Regions from separate parts of the Homo sapiens genome. Here region 2 is linked to region 1. A link is a contact called in ENCODE Hi-C or POLR2A ChIA-PET data. All regions are on one chromosome and are shown on one strand. The core of a region is the stretch at or near the end of the contact, and the rest is flanking DNA. Distances in the headings are between cores, read along the strand shown.

Region 1 (5,890 bases), core at 2,546-5,045:
ACATGTAACTCATCATTTAAACTGACTGATTCAATAATTTTTAGTATATTCACAAATAGGTGAAACCATCACCCTAGTCAATTTTAGAACATTTCCGTCTCCTCACAAAGAAACCCTACATCCTTTAGCTATCACCCCTCCACCTCACTGTTACATGGCCCCTAGCCCTAGGCAACCTTGAATCTACTTTCTATCTATAGATTTGCCTATTTTGGACATTTTATATAAATGGAATCATATAATAAGTGGTCTTTTGTGACTGACTCCTTTCACTCTGCATAATGTTTTTAAGTTTCATCCATGTTGCAGCATGAATAGTACTTCATTCCTTTTTATTGCCAAATGATATATCATTTTGTTTATCCATTTATCTACTGATAGACATTTGGGTTATTTCTACTTTTTGGTTATTGTGAGTAGTGCTGCTATGAACATTTGTGTTCAAGGTATATAGTTAACAGTGGAATTGCTGGGTCATATGGTAATTCTATGTCCAACTCTTTGAGGAACTGCCAAATTGTCTCCTATAGTGGCTGGACCATTTTACATTCCTACCAGCAATTGATCAGGGTTCCAATTTCTTCATATCTTCACCAATTATTATTTTCTGTCTTCTTTTTAAATTTAGTCATCCTAGTGGATTTGAAGTGATATCTCATTGTGGTTTTACCCATCACTCTTTACTTCTTCAATATGAGCTTCTCTTTCTTGTGTTATAAAACTGGAACATCATTTTCTCCTACTACATCCTAGCATTGCTTGAAAAATAAATCTTTGAATTTATTCACAATAAAGGTAATGTGTACACTTCACAATACCACTCTGGATCCCACAGATATCTTTTAAATATTATGGTTATCTTTTAAAAAACAGAAACTCCAGATTCTTACAATTCCCCATGATCTCTTCTACCCCAGGATTTAGTTATTTATGTAATAACTAAATAAGGGAAATGCTGAAATAGATAATCTGTTAATTATCTTCTCTTTACTGGATTATATGATTTTCCTTCAATATCCAAAACCAGTTTTTTTTGTTTGTTTTTGTTTTTGTTTTGAGGTGAAGTCTTGTTCTGTGGCCCAGGCTGGAGGTCAGTGGCGCTATCTTGGCTTACTGCAAACTCCCGCCCTGGGTTCAAGAGATTCTTCTGCCTTAGCCTCTGGGGATTACAGGTGCGTGCCACCACACCCAGATAATTTTTGTATTTTTTAGTAGAGACTGTTTCACCATGTTGGCCAGGCTGGTCTCGAACTCCTGACCTCAAATGATCTGCGCGCCTTGGCCTCCCAAACCAGTTTTGATATGCGATTTTTCTCTTAATCTAATGGTGACCAATGAGAGGATTTATGAACTGAATAACCACCATGCAATTGAAAGGCTTAGTGCTTCATTCAGAGTCAAATATAGGCAATTAGAATGCAACAGGGGGCCAGGCACAGTGGCTCACTGTAATCCCAGCACTTTGGGAGGCCTAGGCAGGTGGATCACTTGAGCCCAGGAGTTTGAGACCAGCCTGGGCAACATGGCGAAACCCCGTCTCCACAAAATGGAGAGAAAAAAAAAATTAGCCGTGCATAGTAGCATGTGCCTGTAGTCCCAACAACCTGGGAGGCTGAGGTGGGAGGATCACTTGAGCCCGAGGAGGTCGAGGCTGTAGTGAGTGAGCCGTGGACTGCAGCCTGGGTGACAGTGAAACCGTGTCAAAAAAAAAAAAAAAAAAAAGCAACAATAACAAGTAAAAACAACATCAGAGGTAAGATCCTACTAAAAATCTTTACCTTCCTCTCCCTGACTTGGGGTGGTTGTCTTCCTTTAAAAAACAAACAAAAAACTGTTTTGCCAAGTACCAAAACTATGTGTTTGCATCTGAAGCAATAAAACAAGGAGACCAGGTAGGGATGCAGGTTGTTACAGAAGTTGAAATCTATTTCCTGACAAAGGAGTAGCTACAAGTTGGAACACCTGGGGAGGCCTGGGGTAAATGCATATGCAAATAAGTGCTGGGAAAGTGCTCCTGGGATTCACCTCCCTTAAATACTTTCAGAAGTCATTACAGGTTATGAAACTTAGTGTTCTAATCATTACATTTATGGGAAAGAGTGGAAAGCAGTTCAGGTAACATAGCTGTAGTTGAACAGGCTAGGGGAGTGGTGGCTGGAGAAAGAAAAGAAATATAGTTGATCCAGGTTTTGGAAAGTTGAGATCTTGGGATGTGCTACTCCAGGAGAGTTAGGAAAAATACCCTTTTCCTCGACTATGGTACAGTACAGTAAGTATTGACTCTGAAAATGTTCGTAAGTACTGGCTTCCTTGGATCTAGAGGGAGTCACATTAAAATGGCTACATTTGTATCAGAGCTGTCTTTTATTCTTTTTGGCATGGTCAAGTCATTTCTAATCAGAGTAGGGGGAATACTGGTAGATCAGACGTCACTCAAACTCATGAGAATTATCTGTTTAACATCCACAAAGCAAGTAGCCCAACAAGCAAGGTCCCCAGGAGCCTACTTTATCCTCAAGGAATCTGCTTAGTCAATTGACGTATTCACAGGGCTGGAGAGGTATGAGTGGTGGTTACCTTCGTGCCAGAGCAGAACATGCCTTGTAGTTACTGCCATATTCTAGCCAAGTTACTCCATTTACTGTTCCTTTGTTCCTAAATTAACAAGGAGAAAAGACTGTGTGTTCAACACATGACCACAATAGAGAGGTTATTTAGAGAAAGCTTAAAATGTACTTGTGTTTTCTGTACTAGGCCTAGGGCACCCCAGTTATGAAGCCTTGGCCTGAGTTTCTCTCTAGACGGTGCTGAATTGCCATCTAGTTACCTATTCTGACACCAGGAACATGATTCTTCAACAAACATTGACGGAAGCTTACATGGGACCGGATCACAGCGCTGAGAAGCACTGGGGCTAAGGGGCGGCACAAAGTCTAGATATGGTGGCAGCACCTGCTCATAATGAAATGCCCACAGTTTAGTGGAACACAGCTGCTATTACTCACCTGTCTATCATTTTGTTTGGGAGAGCCCTGGTGGGAGAGGAGTATGGTATTTAATATTTAATTGAGCAGTTATATGTGAAAGAGCGTTTTCACGAGACTTAACTCCTTTCATCCTCAAATAACCCTACAAGGCGGGTACTATTCTATCCCTATGTTACAGATAAGGAAACTGAGGCAGAGAAGTTGCGTGCTTCATCAAGGTCACACAACCACTCCGTGGAGGCAAGTTGAACACAGGCTGTCCGGCTTCTGAGAGCCAGTGGAGAGGAGGGAGACGGTGGGAGACGGGCAGGGGGAAAAGGTGGAAGTAGACCCGAAGGGCAGGCTTGATCTTCATAAGAGAAAACAGTACTAACACCATCCACTGATTGACTCGCATATTTCCATCACTTAAAGCTCCTGGCGTCACTGCCAGGAATGGAAAGTTAAAAAACTCCCAGCTCTGTAAGGTTCTGCCTGGATCCTGAAAAAAACCTTCCCACATGCCCCGAGGAAACTCGAGGGCTCGCTTCTTTCTCACATCCCTGGCCCGGGGCACCGGAGGTCCCGCTCCGGCGGAGGAACTACAACCCCCACAGCACCGCGCGCGAAGCTGGGCCCCCCTGAGGGAAGGGTAAGGTGTCCCGAAGGTGCCTTCAGAAAAAAATTACGTACGTTTTTCGTCGCTTTCCCACGATCACACAGATCTCAGGTCCAGGAGGACGCATCGTCTTTTTAGTAACAGTGCATGCTGTGAGGCTTGTAGAGTCGCCTCTCTCTTCAGGCGCAGCAGAGGGCGGCCGCAATAGTACGCTCGCGCGGCGGTGGCGGGTGGTGGTCCTTGGACCACGCGGTGGGCGGAGCCAGCGGCGACGGCCTCCCCTCCCCTCCGGACGCAGGCCGGAAGTACGTGAGAGGAGACTTCCGGCCACTGCGTTGTAGTCGGCCCGGCTGCAAAGCGTTTTTCTGCAGGCTGTTTTCCCAGGTTCCCTCGGCCTGTACCTCGCGCACTCCTCTTGCTCCAGGTCCTTCAGTCTCCGCTCGTCTCACCGTAGGCTGTGACGACATGAGCAACAAAGAAGGTGGCGTCCTTAACAACACGGGGCGTTATTTATCCGGAGGGGGAGGTTCTCCAGTCTTTCTATGCAGTTTTCCCCTTTTCACCCTTGAAGGATGCCTTCGTCCCTTGTAGACTCGGGGGCGGCCCCTCTGTTTCTCTCCCCGGCCAGATCGGCCCTGTTTACACCTCCTTTTTTCTTAAATTTTTGAGGTGTGATTTTATCCTAGTTCAGTAATTGCTGTAATGCCAGATCATAGCACCAGTTGGTGGAAACTTGGATGATTTGCTTGGAAAGGCCTGGGCAGCGTCTCTGTCAGTCTGCGGAGAAAGCCTCTAAGGCGAGGGCCCTGTGGGTATCTGGTTTTAAAGCAAGGAGTAGGTTTGTCTATGTTGTGTTTTGCAAACTCTTGGTGATGGAAGATCCCTCTCTTTTTTTCTTCTCTATATAAGGATCAGGAGGGTTCAGGAAAAGGAAGCATGACAATTTCCCACATAACCAAAGAAGAGAAGGGAAGGATGTTAATTCATCTTCACCCGTGATGTTGGCCTTTAAATGTAAGTTCTCTGCAATGTAAGTTGAAGAAGGGGAGAGAACAAAATTATTTAGCCATGGTTATGCGCAAGAAAACAGTCCCTAAGAATTTAATGTGAAACTTTAGCTGGAGGTTTTGTGATGGCGCTAGATGTACCCTAAAAGTCTGGATTACAAAGGCCTTCACTTTTATGTCCCATTAAGAGAAATATTAGTAATCAGGTAAACATGACTTAAACACAAGAAACAGTAAACATTAATTAATATTTGACATGTCACATACTCAAGAATTGTGTACCTGATAATATTTACTCATCTGTTATATGCTAAAATATATTTTCATTTAGTGTGTATTTGTTTCCTCTACTAGACTTGAAGACAGGGACGGTATCTTTGTTTTAACTGTAACACTTAGCACAGAGTGGGAGCTTGTATCTATTAGTGAATCTCGCATATCTATATACACATATTTTCACAGTCCCCTTTTCTCAGCATATTAACTTGGACAAGTTATTCCTCAATTCAAAACAAACACAAAACAAAATCCTCTTCCTTTTGTCCCTGTCTATCCACTATCCTGTACCTTACGTTTCTGTGATTAAGGAATCTGGGAAGGGCTTAGCTGGTTGATTCCTATTTGCAATCACCTGAAGCCTTGATTGGGGCTGAAGGATCTACAGCTGTTGATAGTTTAGGCCTTTTGCCTGCAACCAGCTCTCTGTTCCTGTCCACATGAACTTCTTGTGCTGCTTGGATGTCCTTTGGTGTGGCATCTGGCCTCCTTCAGAGAGAGAGAGTGCAAGAGAGCAAGGAGGAAACCACAATCTCTATGTCCTAATCTCAGACATCAGACACTGTCATTTTTGTCACATTGTGTTTGTTAGAAGGGAGGCAGTTTTAAAAACTGTCTCACATTGAAGAGGAAGGAAGTTATGTCCCACCCTTTGGAGGGAGGAGTCTCAGGTTATTTGTGGATATATTTGAAAACCACCACAGTATCTACTGTGATCGTCAGAAGTTTAAGACAGCTGGCCGTAATTGAATAAAGAGCGTACTGATACAGAAGGTGGAGTTGCGGCTGGGTGTGGTGGCTCACGCCTGTAATCCCAGCACTTTGGGAGGCCGAGGCGGGGGGATCACGAGGCCATGAGTTTGAGACCAGCCTGGCCAACATGGTGAAACCCTGACTCTAATAAAGTACACGGTGAAACCCCGTCTCTACTAAAAATACAAAAAATTAGCCGGGCGTCAGTAGTCCCCACTACTTGGGAGGCTGAGGCAGGAGAATGGCGTGAACCCAGGAGGCGGAGCTTG
Region 2 (5,082 bases), core at 1-2,500, 3.1 Mb after region 1:
CACCAGGGTGGGCGGCACCGCGTGGCCGCGCCGCGGGTTCGGGCTCTGGCGATTCAGCTCGGGCGGCTCCTCTAGCTTGGAGAAGCCGTTGGGCACCAGGATGCCGTTCACGGGCGGCGGCTGCGGCGTCGGCGGCTGGGCCAGGCTCGCTGCCGGGCGGCTGCTGCCGAAGTCAGAGCCGAGGCGCGGGGGCCTCTCGGCCGCGGCCGCCAACGGGTAGCGCTCCAAGGCCTGCGGCGCGCGCGGGGCCGCCTCGGGGCCGCCGTGGCCAAGCTGCTGCTGCTGCTGCAAAAGGATGTCCTTGGCGGAGAGCGGCGGCGGCTTGGCGGCGGCCGAGGCCGCGGCGCCGGGTGGGGAGCGACCCTCCGGGAAGCAGCCGTGCGCCCGCTTGAGCTGCCGCGCCGTCTCGATGACGAACTCGACGCGGTCGGCGCCCTCGTAGTTGACGCAGCCGCGGCAGACGGGTTCGGTGAAGTCCCAGATCATGGCCCAGGGCATGCGGGGCAGGTCACACAGGTAGCACGACTGCCGCCGGGACGCGGCCGCCACCGCCACCGCCGCGGCCATGTCCGAGGAGCCCGCGACGCCGGAGGAGGAGGCGGAGGAGGAGGAGGGGGCGCCGCCGCCGCCCCCCACCGGCACCACGCGCGCCCTCCTCCCCCCCCAACCCCGCGTCTCCCCCACCAGCGGCGGCGGCGGCCGCAAAGGCGGCGGCGGCGGCGGCAAAGCCCGCGAAGGCTCGGCGCCCGCGCAGCGCCCCCGGTGCACGAGGGGCGGCGGGCGCGAGGTGAGGGGCTGCAGCCGCGGCAGCAGTTCCCCCCGGCCGGCCCGGGCACGGGCGGGCGGCGCGGCGCGGCGGGGCGGCGGGCGCGGCGGTGGGGGCTCGGCCGGAGCCGCGGCGGGCCTCCAGACCGGGGCGAAGACGGGCCGCGCGGGCGCGGGGGAGCGCAGCAGGTCGCGGCGGCGGCCGGCACGGAGTGCGGGGCGGGGGGCGGGGAGGCCGGGGGGGCAGGGGGCGGGGGGCGGCCGCCGGGGCAGGCTCAGCCCGAGCGGCGGGGCATGCCGCGCCGGGGTGGCGGCGGCCGGGCGGCGTGGAGCTCGGGCGCGGCGCGGGCCCCGGGTCGCTCCGCCGCTCTCTCACAGCTCCTGGCGTCGCCGCTCTCCAGCGCCAGCGTCAGCGGCCAGCCCGCCTCAGCTCCGCCGCCGCCACCGTCGCTGCTGCTGCTGCCGCCGCGACCGCTCCACTTCTACAGACTTGATTCTTCGACAGTCTCGCACGGCGCCTGCGCGGGCCCCCTCCCCTCGTGCGCGTGCCCGCCCTCCCGCGCGCGCGCTCCCCCTCCCCCCGCGCGCCGAAGGAGCGCTGCCGGGAGAGCCGGCTACGCGGCGCCCGCCCGCCCGCGGGGCAGCGCAGCAGCGCAGCGCCGGTGTTCCCTTCGGAACACCGCGCAAAGTGATCGAGTGCTTTTCCTCCACTTTCCCTCACTTCGCGCCCCACCCGGCTGTCCCGACCACCCTCAGGATGTTTTCCTCTGGTGTGCCTCTGGGCCAAATCGTGCTAAAAATCATTTTTTTTCTTTTATGCAAGGACACTTTGTCACTTGGTTTCCGTCAGTCTCCTGAGAATGGGGAATTTAGGTCTAGCGTGGTTCACAGTTCTGGTTTTTTAGGAGTTATACTTGAAAGCTCAATGTCGGACACATAGCATGAAATCCGTCACTGGTGCTTTGCATTTGTCTTGGAAAGGACATACGCCCCGCCTGTCCCTTTTACTAACTAGGGAGACTGTGAATATTCCCAAGCCCAGCACCACGTGCACACGCCGCCAGCTGGCTCGCGCGTTTTCCACGGAGCCCTCTGGAGGGGAGGGAGCGCGGTTCGGACTAGCCTCTCCCGAACACCAAGTGCCGCTCTTAGCCCCGTCCAGCCCGCCCTGTTCATCGGGGGCCTCGCCGCGCCAGTCGCCCCGGCTGCCTTATGTAGGTATGCGCGGCGGGCGCGTGACGTGGGCGCGGGGCCGTGGGCGGCCGCCGCCGCGAGTGCGCACGCTCCGCGCAGACGTGCCTCGGCGCCGCTGGCACTAGGGCCTCGTGGAACGAATGCACATTCCAGGGATCCGGGGTCTACGGCCAGCGCGGCCGCGTCACAGCGCAGGCTCCACCCCCTTCGGCGAGTCTGGGCGTCGAGGCGCCGCCCCCGGGCCCGAACTTGGACTCGAGGTGGCGGGAGGCGAGGGCGCGAGTGGGGGGGGGGGGGGTCCTGCTCGCCTCCGCGAGGTTCCCGAGGGCCGTGGGGGCGACCGGCTGGCTGGCTGGCCCGCCGTCCCGCAGGGCGGGCCGCCGACGGAGGCGGACTTTTGCCCTATATGCCACCCAGGCCGGGATGAGCCCGGCCTGCAGGTCTGCCACCGTTGGCAGCCTCAGACTCAGCCCAGACTGAATTGAATGTTTGAGTTTCGCACTTTTATCGGGAGGAGGAGCTAGTGTGTGTTATGGTAAATCACTTTGGGCTGGTCGTTAGTCTCCCTAATACACGTAGGCTTAGTCGCTCTTCAATTGGGACTTTTACACTTAAGCTCTTTAAGGGCGGCCTCTGGAGCTGCTTTTGTTGGGAACACAGGCCCACAACTCTCCCTTGAGACTGGAATGAGCTGGTTAAGTGTGGGAAGAACAGGGTACTAATTATATTATCTTTCCTACAACTGGATTGGTAGGTGGAGAGAAAAAAAAAATCATGCTGACGTTTCTCTCTAGTCGTTGCTATTGAAAATACCAGGTTGCTTCAAAGGATTAACCACAAGGAAGAGGAAAAACACCCTTAGAGAAACAGTGGAGGGAGCTGCTTAAAACACATGAAAAAACCTGTTCGAAAATGGCACAGAAAACGTAATGTCAGACCTAAATGTTTTTACAGGCTAACCTTGAATGTCTTTTGGGGATTTCCATAGAAGGTGCGCCTGTTTTAAAGGTCTCTGCATCTGTTCCTGGATCTTGCCCTGCAATTGCAATCCTGCCTCACCCTCTCCAAGCTGGGAGAATGGGGCCTGTCCAGATCCTTCCCGGGAGTAGCTGGTGCCAGCGGGTTTGGTCACTCCCAGGCCCTGCTGTTGCACACCGCTTTCAAGACCTGTCCCTTTGGTCACCCTCCTCAGAGACCCTGTGACACTCATTCCAGTACATGCCTTCACCCACTGCGTCACTGCCCAAAGGGGATGAAGTCCAGTCCTTGTGCTGCAGAGAAATGAACCAACTCATCGCCCCCAAGAGACGGCCCCACTAAGCATTGACTGAAACATACTAAAAGAAAACACAACTCACCATTAGAGTTGTGGCCTAATTATACTCATTTCTCTGCAAGCTGGTACTGTAATGGCCTCAAGGGGAGAGCCTGCCACTCCATCCTAAAATAGAATTAGAGATAGAAATTCTGCCACGATACTAAGATCTTTGCAAAACGGAGCTTTTCTTCTCCAAAGGAAGAGCATTTCCTTCTTATTTTACACTGCCAGTTTCATGTCGAAACTGAGTTGTTGTAACTTCCCTAATGAAATGCCCGATGGAAAATGGAAGGGCTATTTTAGTTCTGGGCTCGATCCGGAATCAAGGGGGTTAAGGCTGGATTCAGGGCAGCAATTCCTTATATTGTATCAGAAGTCTTTCATGCAGCCTGGCCTTTCATGTAGCTCTGAAGCAGCTTTATCGATGTATGCTAAGTAAACATAGCTTTGTTTTTGTCTTCCACCCACCGCTCCCTCCCGGCACAGACTGGAGTTGGATCCCATCCAAAGCGGCTGCTGCAGCAGTTACAGCCGCCTCCTCCACACACAGGAGCAGGGTTTCTAGGGTGAGGCAATGCGTCTGCAATTCGCAGAGACAAGGCAGGAATTGTAATTGTAGTTCATCATGTGATGACTTATGAAAGAGGAAGTTGGTATGTTTTAGTCACGTAGACTCTGCCCTCTTGCTTGAGGCACCAGGTCCTCTCAAAAGAGAATTATGATCATCTTTGCCACCCAGAGTCAAGGTTACCGGGTTGGCTGCAGTGTGCTCCTGCACATTCATATACGGACAGGCAGGCAGATGCTGGGCCAAGTGTCGGCGACGCAGCGGGATGAGGCTGGCTTTTCACCAGAACACTAAAATGTTGCAATTTGTCTTAAGGACTAAAGGAAATATTCTATGGAGAACACTCCTGCTGAGACTAGACAAACCAACAGTCCTTTCCAGCTCTAATTTCTGAGAGTTGTTTTTTTTTTTAAATAAAAATCACAGTGTAGGAGTAAAAGGAAAGCCATTCAGTATGACACTATCAGAAAAGCAGGAATAAGGAAGTGGCTTGGAAGGCAAACCTAAGAGAGCAGTTGTAAGCGATAGCTCAATGGGTAGAACTAATGTGACCTTCCGACACTGAGATTGAAACGGGCTTCTACTGCGTGAACGTTAAACATCTAAAATCTGAATCTGGTTTCCAGAGCTTACTCCAGTCAAGCAGCTATTAACACACGGAAGCCCTGAACTGACAGTCTATAGAGCAGTGTAAAGAAACGGTTCCTACAAGAGTACCTTATTGGAACTTTGCCCCCAGGTTATGCAGCTGCAAGAGGGGTGCAACCCCATTCCCCCAGCAGCTTGTGGGTGCTGTCCAGGAGATAGATGGTATTCCTAGGAACTGCTGAGTTCGTGGCTTTCACCCTCTATCCAGAGGTGGAATCACAGCCTTCATTCTTTAGAGTGCAGTTTCCTTAAATAGCATGATGTTGCAACCATGCTAAAGCTTCTTAAACTCTGATCTTGGCGTATTTGAAGAAGAGAAAAAATGCAGCCACATTTCATCTGGATTTCTGTGGACATCATTGCGGGTTTCTTCAGCTTTGGCAAAAGTGTCGTAAGGTTTGAAGAGCACACGTGATATTCAGGGCTTTTCCAATTTTTTAAATAAGTTATATATATTTGAACACATTTGTTTATATGAATATATCTACACATACTATGGAGCACCATGACATAAATGAACCTTCTGTAATTGATATGAGAGTCTTCCTTCTTAGTAACAGCATTTTATGAGACAATCTTACTGTTTTTC

The links. A loop is a pair of places that touch in the nucleus more often than their neighbours do. ChIA-PET counts read pairs that join two places held with the same protein, here RNA polymerase II (POLR2A). Pooled maps may share reads with other maps.
Region 2: a loop to region 1 is called in a pooled map, with 21 times the contacts of the local background. The contact joins the promoter of IRF2BP2 here to the promoter of TSNAX-DT in region 1. A Hi-C loop is called at or near these places in 7 of 50 pooled maps. POLR2A ChIA-PET finds 5 or more read pairs at or near these places in 2 of 52 experiments (HepG2 and activated T-cell).

The regions. Positions count from the first base shown.
Region 1 is chr1:231,524,761-231,530,650 of GRCh38, forward strand. It overlaps TSNAX-DT (TSNAX divergent transcript), which reads right to left and starts at 3,796. Exons shown (of 3, transcript NR_173106.1): 1 at 3,660-3,796; 2 at 2,578-2,655. TSNAX (translin associated factor X) reads left to right here and starts at 3,909. Exons shown (of 6, transcript NM_005999.3): 1 at 3,909-4,066; 2 at 4,495-4,599. The coding sequence starts at 4,051. TSNAX-DISC1 (TSNAX-DISC1 readthrough (NMD candidate)) reads left to right here and starts at 3,893. Exons shown (of 16, transcript NR_028393.1): 1 at 3,893-4,066; 2 at 4,495-4,599. RefSeq lists a silencer at 1,203-1,497 and enhancers at 3,176-3,997, 3,466-4,665.
Region 2 is chr1:234,608,928-234,614,009 of GRCh38, forward strand. IRF2BP2 (interferon regulatory factor 2 binding protein 2) reads right to left here and starts at 1,251. Exons shown (of 2, transcript NM_182972.3): 1 at 1-1,251. The coding sequence starts at 567. RefSeq lists silencers at 66-345, 586-665, 1,046-1,145, 1,206-1,395, 1,876-2,475 and enhancers at 726-1,423, 1,526-1,625, 3,776-3,835, 4,116-4,165.